Regions from separate parts of the Mus musculus genome. Here region 1 is linked to region 2. The links are chromatin loops, found by intact Hi-C in ENCODE. Cell type or tissue: left cerebral cortex. All regions are shown on one strand. Region 1 holds the start of Fkbp2 (FK506 binding protein 2). Region 2 holds the start of Catsperz (cation channel sperm associated auxiliary subunit zeta).

What was found. A loop is a pair of places that touch in the nucleus more often than their neighbours do. Peaks named below come from ENCODE experiments on the same cell type or tissue, not always from the same donor. Only the 100,000 strongest peaks of a DNase experiment are listed, where the experiment ranks them.
Region 1: a loop joins it to region 2, with 5 times the contacts of the local background. A loop is called at or near these places in 17 of 42 quality-filtered maps.

The regions. Positions count from the first base shown.
Region 1 is chr19:6,978,256-6,980,755 of GRCm38, forward strand. It overlaps Fkbp2 (FK506 binding protein 2), which reads right to left and starts at 2,209. Exons shown (of 6, transcript NM_001166368.2): 1 at 2,139-2,209; 2 at 718-886; 3 at 303-415; 4 at 135-181. The coding sequence starts at 882. It overlaps LOC114841036 (Uncharacterized protein LOC114841036), which reads right to left and starts at 2,185. Exons shown (of 6, transcript NM_001370419.1): 1 at 1,059-2,185; 2 at 718-886; 3 at 303-415; 4 at 135-181. The coding sequence starts at 1,995. The coding sequence ends at 1,195. In left cerebral cortex, CTCF peaks have their summits at 1,441 and 1,657; DNase peaks (open chromatin) are centred at 99, 880, 1,795 and 2,246; H3K4me3 peaks cover 2,393 bases; H3K27ac peaks cover 2,291 bases.
Region 2 is chr19:6,923,175-6,925,674 of GRCm38, forward strand. Catsperz (cation channel sperm associated auxiliary subunit zeta) reads right to left here and starts at 2,206. Exons shown (of 5, transcript NM_001039494.2): 1 at 2,118-2,206; 2 at 1,620-1,932; 3 at 349-425; 4 at 127-193. The coding sequence starts at 2,135. It overlaps Kcnk4 (potassium channel, subfamily K, member 4), which reads right to left. Exons shown (of 7, transcript NM_008431.3): 7 at 2,488-2,500. In left cerebral cortex, a CTCF peak has its summit at 1,430 (motif pointing right); a DNase peak (open chromatin) is centred at 1,446; H3K27ac peaks cover 74 bases.

The sequences.
Region 1 (2,500 bases), 55 kb after region 2:
GAACACAAGCCAGACTTGAAAGTGGCGTATATGCTGCCATGACTAAATGGAGTGGGGACCAGTGAAACTTTAATTCATCCTTAGGCACATCTAAGCCCTCTCCCCATTACCTCCCAACCCCAAGGGCCTCTTACCCAGCTCGGATGGGATCACCAACTTCCGCTTTTCCCCTTCACACATCCTGCAGGATGACACATGCTTAGCACATGAAGCGCCCAGACCCCTGTCCCACAGCTGGGCCTTCCTCCCACAGCTCGCTTGCTGGATCACTCACTACAACATGTACCCCAGACCAGACTTACCCCAGCAGCCCCTGGTCCCAGCCCTTGATAACCTGGCCAGTGCCAAGGGAGAAAACAAAGGGCTGGTTCTGTGGTAGGCTGCTGTCAAACTCCGTCCCATCTTCTAGCTTTCCCTGTGAGACCATGGGAAAACTAGTAAGGAGAGGTGACAAGTCCACAACCCTTCCACCCAGCTAGTCTCCCCACCACAGCCCCAGGGCCAATGCCTTGGGTAGCTCATGTGTGTTAATTTGGATGCTGATATCTAGCTGAGTAAACTGAAAAGCAAGATAGAATCGTGGGAAGGAGCTTAGAGGTCAAAGGGGGATAGATGTGTTTGAGGTTATCTACCTAGCTGAGAAAAAACAGATGCCAAAGTCCTTTCAGGTCCTGAAACCTGCCAAAGCCCCAGAGGCTGCTCCACTCTGACACTTACCGTGTAGTGCATGTGTAAGACATCTCCCTTTCTAGACTTGATAGGACAGTGGTCCACACGTTTCTTCACTCCAATCTGCAGCTTCCGTTTGCCTTCGGCCCCCGTGGCTGCTGCCAGGGCACTCAGGCAAATGGACAGTATTGTCAGGATCCAGCTCAGCCTCATGTCTCTGTAGGCAAAGGCCACCCCACCCCCAACCAAAAAACTGGGGGGTGGAGTCATGGGACGTCTTCAGTCTGTATCAGGAGGACGCCAACTCCCCATTATATCTTGCCTGTTTCTGGGGAATCCCACAGTCCTGGGTCACCACCCCCTCCCCTGGGCTCTGTAGCCACACTTACCAGTCCAGTGAGAAGGGGGCTTGACCGAGGACCCCAGCAGCGAGGGGAGGGGGTCAGGGGAGGCCACAGCAGCCAGTGCCCCCTCCCTTTGCTCACTACCTGACCTTCTCTCCCTCCCAGTCCCCATCTCCGTTCTTCAGTTCCCGCTAGCCCCTTTACGCAAAGTCCAAACCCTATCTGATTGCACCGGATTTGTCCCGACTGGACGACCCCACTCCCGCCACACCCAGCTGCCCCCTGTCCAGCACACCCACACATCTGCGGCTGCTGCAGGTGTTCGGCCCCGAGGCACCCACACATCTCCACTAGGTGGCTCTGAGGAGCCCCGGTCCTCCGGGGGCACCCCCCAGTCCGGCCCCGTGCCTCCTCCACCAGGGGCACCTCCCCAACTCTGAGCTCTTGGGGGCCTCCGGGGAACCCAAACTGGCTCAGAGTCAGCAGGGCGCCGAGCTCGCTCCACCCACACCACCTCTCCAGGGGGAGTTCTCGGTCTACCGCGACCCCAGGCGCGGCCACCACGGAGACCGCCCCCGCGTGGACGCCCCCGGCCATAGCTCAAGCTTAGCTCTGCGCAAGGCTCCTTGGCCCCACCCTTTACGGCGTGAAGCTCCGCCCCCTGACCTGCAGCTCCACCCTCCGCAATGTTAGACCTAGTCTCCAGCAGAGGGGCCACGCCACTCACTGACTGAAGTCCCACCTCCAACGACTGGGATCTCACGCCCTCTGTCTCCGAGCCAAAGGCTCCACTTTCCACCTGCTCCAGCTCCTCCTCTAAACCCCAAGCCCCGCCCCCCACGCCTCCTACTCCAGCTATGGGCCACTGGGTTCCGCCCTCAACTCGCACTGGCTCCGTTGTCCCTCCCACCGCTGTTCCGCGCCCCGCCCCGAGCCCCAGGGCTCCGCCCCGTACGGCGTGAGAGCCCGCCCCCTGCGGCATTGCCAGAGGCCGGACCCCAGCCCCAATTCCTTCGTTTGCTGCCCCTGGCTGGCACGCGGACTCCGGCCCGCTTCAGGCCGGCCTGCCCCAGGTTGCCCTCCTGCACCCGGATCCCCCAGCCTGGGCTGTGGCCCCCCGCTCACCTCCTCGCCGCGCCCCCGGAGCCAATCCCGCTCGTGCTGTCACTTCTGCGCAGGCGCGTCTTCGTCGCTACAGGGCGGGACACGCTGCCCGCCCTCATTGGACCGTCCAAAACCCGCTGCTGCATCTATGGGCGGGGCTTCTCATTTGGCCCTGCCTCCTGAGTGACTGCGTGACAACGTCACTTCCGGGGTTCAGATTCCGGGTCTAGTTTGGCAAAAGTTGTGTCCGAGAGACAGAAGGCAGTTCCAGCCAAGGTGACATGGTCAAGCAAGTATGACTGCACGCGCCTGGAGGGGTTCTAGCAGGCACCGTGCTGACTTCCTGACCGGCACGCCTTTGGGTAGTTGTTGTGGGAAGAGGC
Region 2 (2,500 bases):
CATCCTTGTGAGTGCTAAGGGGATCTGACAAGACTACATATCCTGAAACTCCACAGCCCCAAGCCCTGCCAAAGCCACCAGGATCTTTTGTGGAAGCTGGGGTGGGGGTGGGGGTGGAGTGCTCACTGATGAGGGCTTTTTTGAGAATATCCAGAACTTCAGTCTCCATGAGCTCCATCAGAGGCAGAGGCAGCTGGAAAAGCAACAAGAGACTCAACCAGTTCCATGGAAAGCTGAAGTGGTCCCCACATGACCTCCCCAGCTTGCCTGCCCCACTTTCCTGAAACCTGCCCATCTGCTGCTGCCCACTACTCAACCCCAGTAGTCTCCCCAGTAGTATCCTCCAACCCTGTTCTGCTGCTCTGTCCAGTAGGTTCGATGTGGCTTCCATAGGCTGAATATTAGTGATTCTGAAGTAGACGATGCTGGAGAAATGAAGAGAGAAATCGGTCTTGGTCAGGCTCCTGGGTCATGGTGGGAGTGGGGTTCAGGGAATAGCTGCAGCTACACCCTGCATCAAAGGTCATAGGGGACACTGGTTTCAGCCCTAGGCTTTAGAATCCCACCCGGCTGAGATCCAGAACCAACTGTCCCGCTGTGTGAGACTTGGAGTCATTCATAGGAATTCCCTCTTGTGAGAATTGTGTGCCCTCTGAAAGTGTATTGTTGGGAACTGAATGCAGGGCATTGTATAAACTACGAAAGAACTCTACCAGTAAGCTATGTTCCTCAGTCCAGAACAGTCTCTTATGGCAGTTGTGCCATGCAAAGGTCACAGTACAAGAAGTCCTATGCTTATGTAACAAGTTTAATATAAATCAATTGTTATATCTGTATCACTCTTGTTTGTTTAGACATGTTCCCACAGTGTGGACCTAACTATCCTGGAACTTGGTATCTAGACCGGGCTAGCTTTGAATTCACAGCTTCCTGAATACTGGGTTCTTATCAGTACTCATTGCTTGATGAAGGTGGAAACGGACGGGACAGAGGATGGACACATACACATCTCAAACAGTGCTTGGCATACTGTGTGTAACCCCAACACTCAGGAAGATACCAAGATCCAAGGTCATCTTGGGCTATACAGTGAGACTCTCATTCCAAAAAGAAATACAAAGCAACAATAAAGTAACTATTGACCAAAAGAGAGACTTCCAAACAGCCAGATCCCAGCCAGGGAAGGAATTCTGTCCTTTCAGCTGGTGCAGTGATGAAATTAAACGCACAGGTGAGGGAGGGCTCGAAATATGCTTAGTGGTAAAGAATTTTCCTACCAAGAGTGATGTACTCGGTTCGACCCCCAGCACCACATTAAGATAAAAAGCAAAACAAAACAAAACAAAACAAAAAAAACAAACAAAAAACTGACTAGGTCTTCATTGACCTGCTTGCCTGTGCGTTTCCCGGGTTCCTCGTAGTAGGACGCCTGCCCGGTAGGGGGAGCTCAGAGAATGTCTGAGTTAAAGCGTGAACGGTTCTCGCCTGAGCCCTCTCCTAAGAAATCCTAGAAACTTGGGTTTCTATGGGCTTACCCCCATTTTGCAGGAAGGCACTTTAAGACCCGGGCTAGCCCCACCCTTATGGCACACCCATCGCCTCGGCGAGGCTATACTGACCTAAGGAGGTCTCAGATTCTTCGTGGTCCTCCCCATGCTCCAAGGACCTGCCATGGCACAGTTCAAGCTCTCGACGTGCTTGCTGCTGGATCTCCTCTGGCTCGAGGTTGAGGCTGTCCCTAATAGAAATGGTCTGGCTGTACTTGCGAATCCTGTTTCTTACAGATTTGCCCTCTTCGTCGAAGTCCTCGCAGACGTCGGATACCGACACATTCGCTGTGGACATCGTGGCCGTGCTCCATAGGTCACGAACATCTCCGTACAGGCTGGATCTGACCGAGCTGCGGCGATGGTTTGCGTGTTTGGGCACCGGCTGCGGGTCACACACAGGTAAGGTAGCCAAGGAATTCAGGGAGCTGGAGGGAGCAGGGAGACTGGACTGGGATTGGGGACTCTAGGAGAGCTGCCAAGCCCCCAGGCTGAATGGCAGGTTACTCTAAAGACCTGAAGGAGTACTAAGGTTCGTCTGGGCTTGGGGAACTCGGGCAGACTTCTTACTTTGACGCTTTCCTCCATCGTCCTGCACCAACGGACCAGTATCCACAGGGCTCAATCGAGAAGGGAGGGGGGTCACGCTCCAGGAAGGGGGAGGGGCAGTCTCCTCCCGGATGGTTATAGTGGTCTCGCGGGAGGAGACTTCAAACTGCAGATTGCATCAAGACTCTAAGTTGCTCCCACCCCCAATATCAATGCCAAGACTGGAAGTACCCAGTCCAGTTTCGAGTCCGGGTCTCCTCCAGGCAGAGACAAGAGTCTGAATACCTGAACTTAACCAAAAGAGCATGACTTGTCCGGTGTGGGGGCCCAAGGACGGCAGTGGGCCTGATATAAGCCCATGGTGGCGCGAGAAAAGCACTCGCACACCCACTTGGGACCCAGGA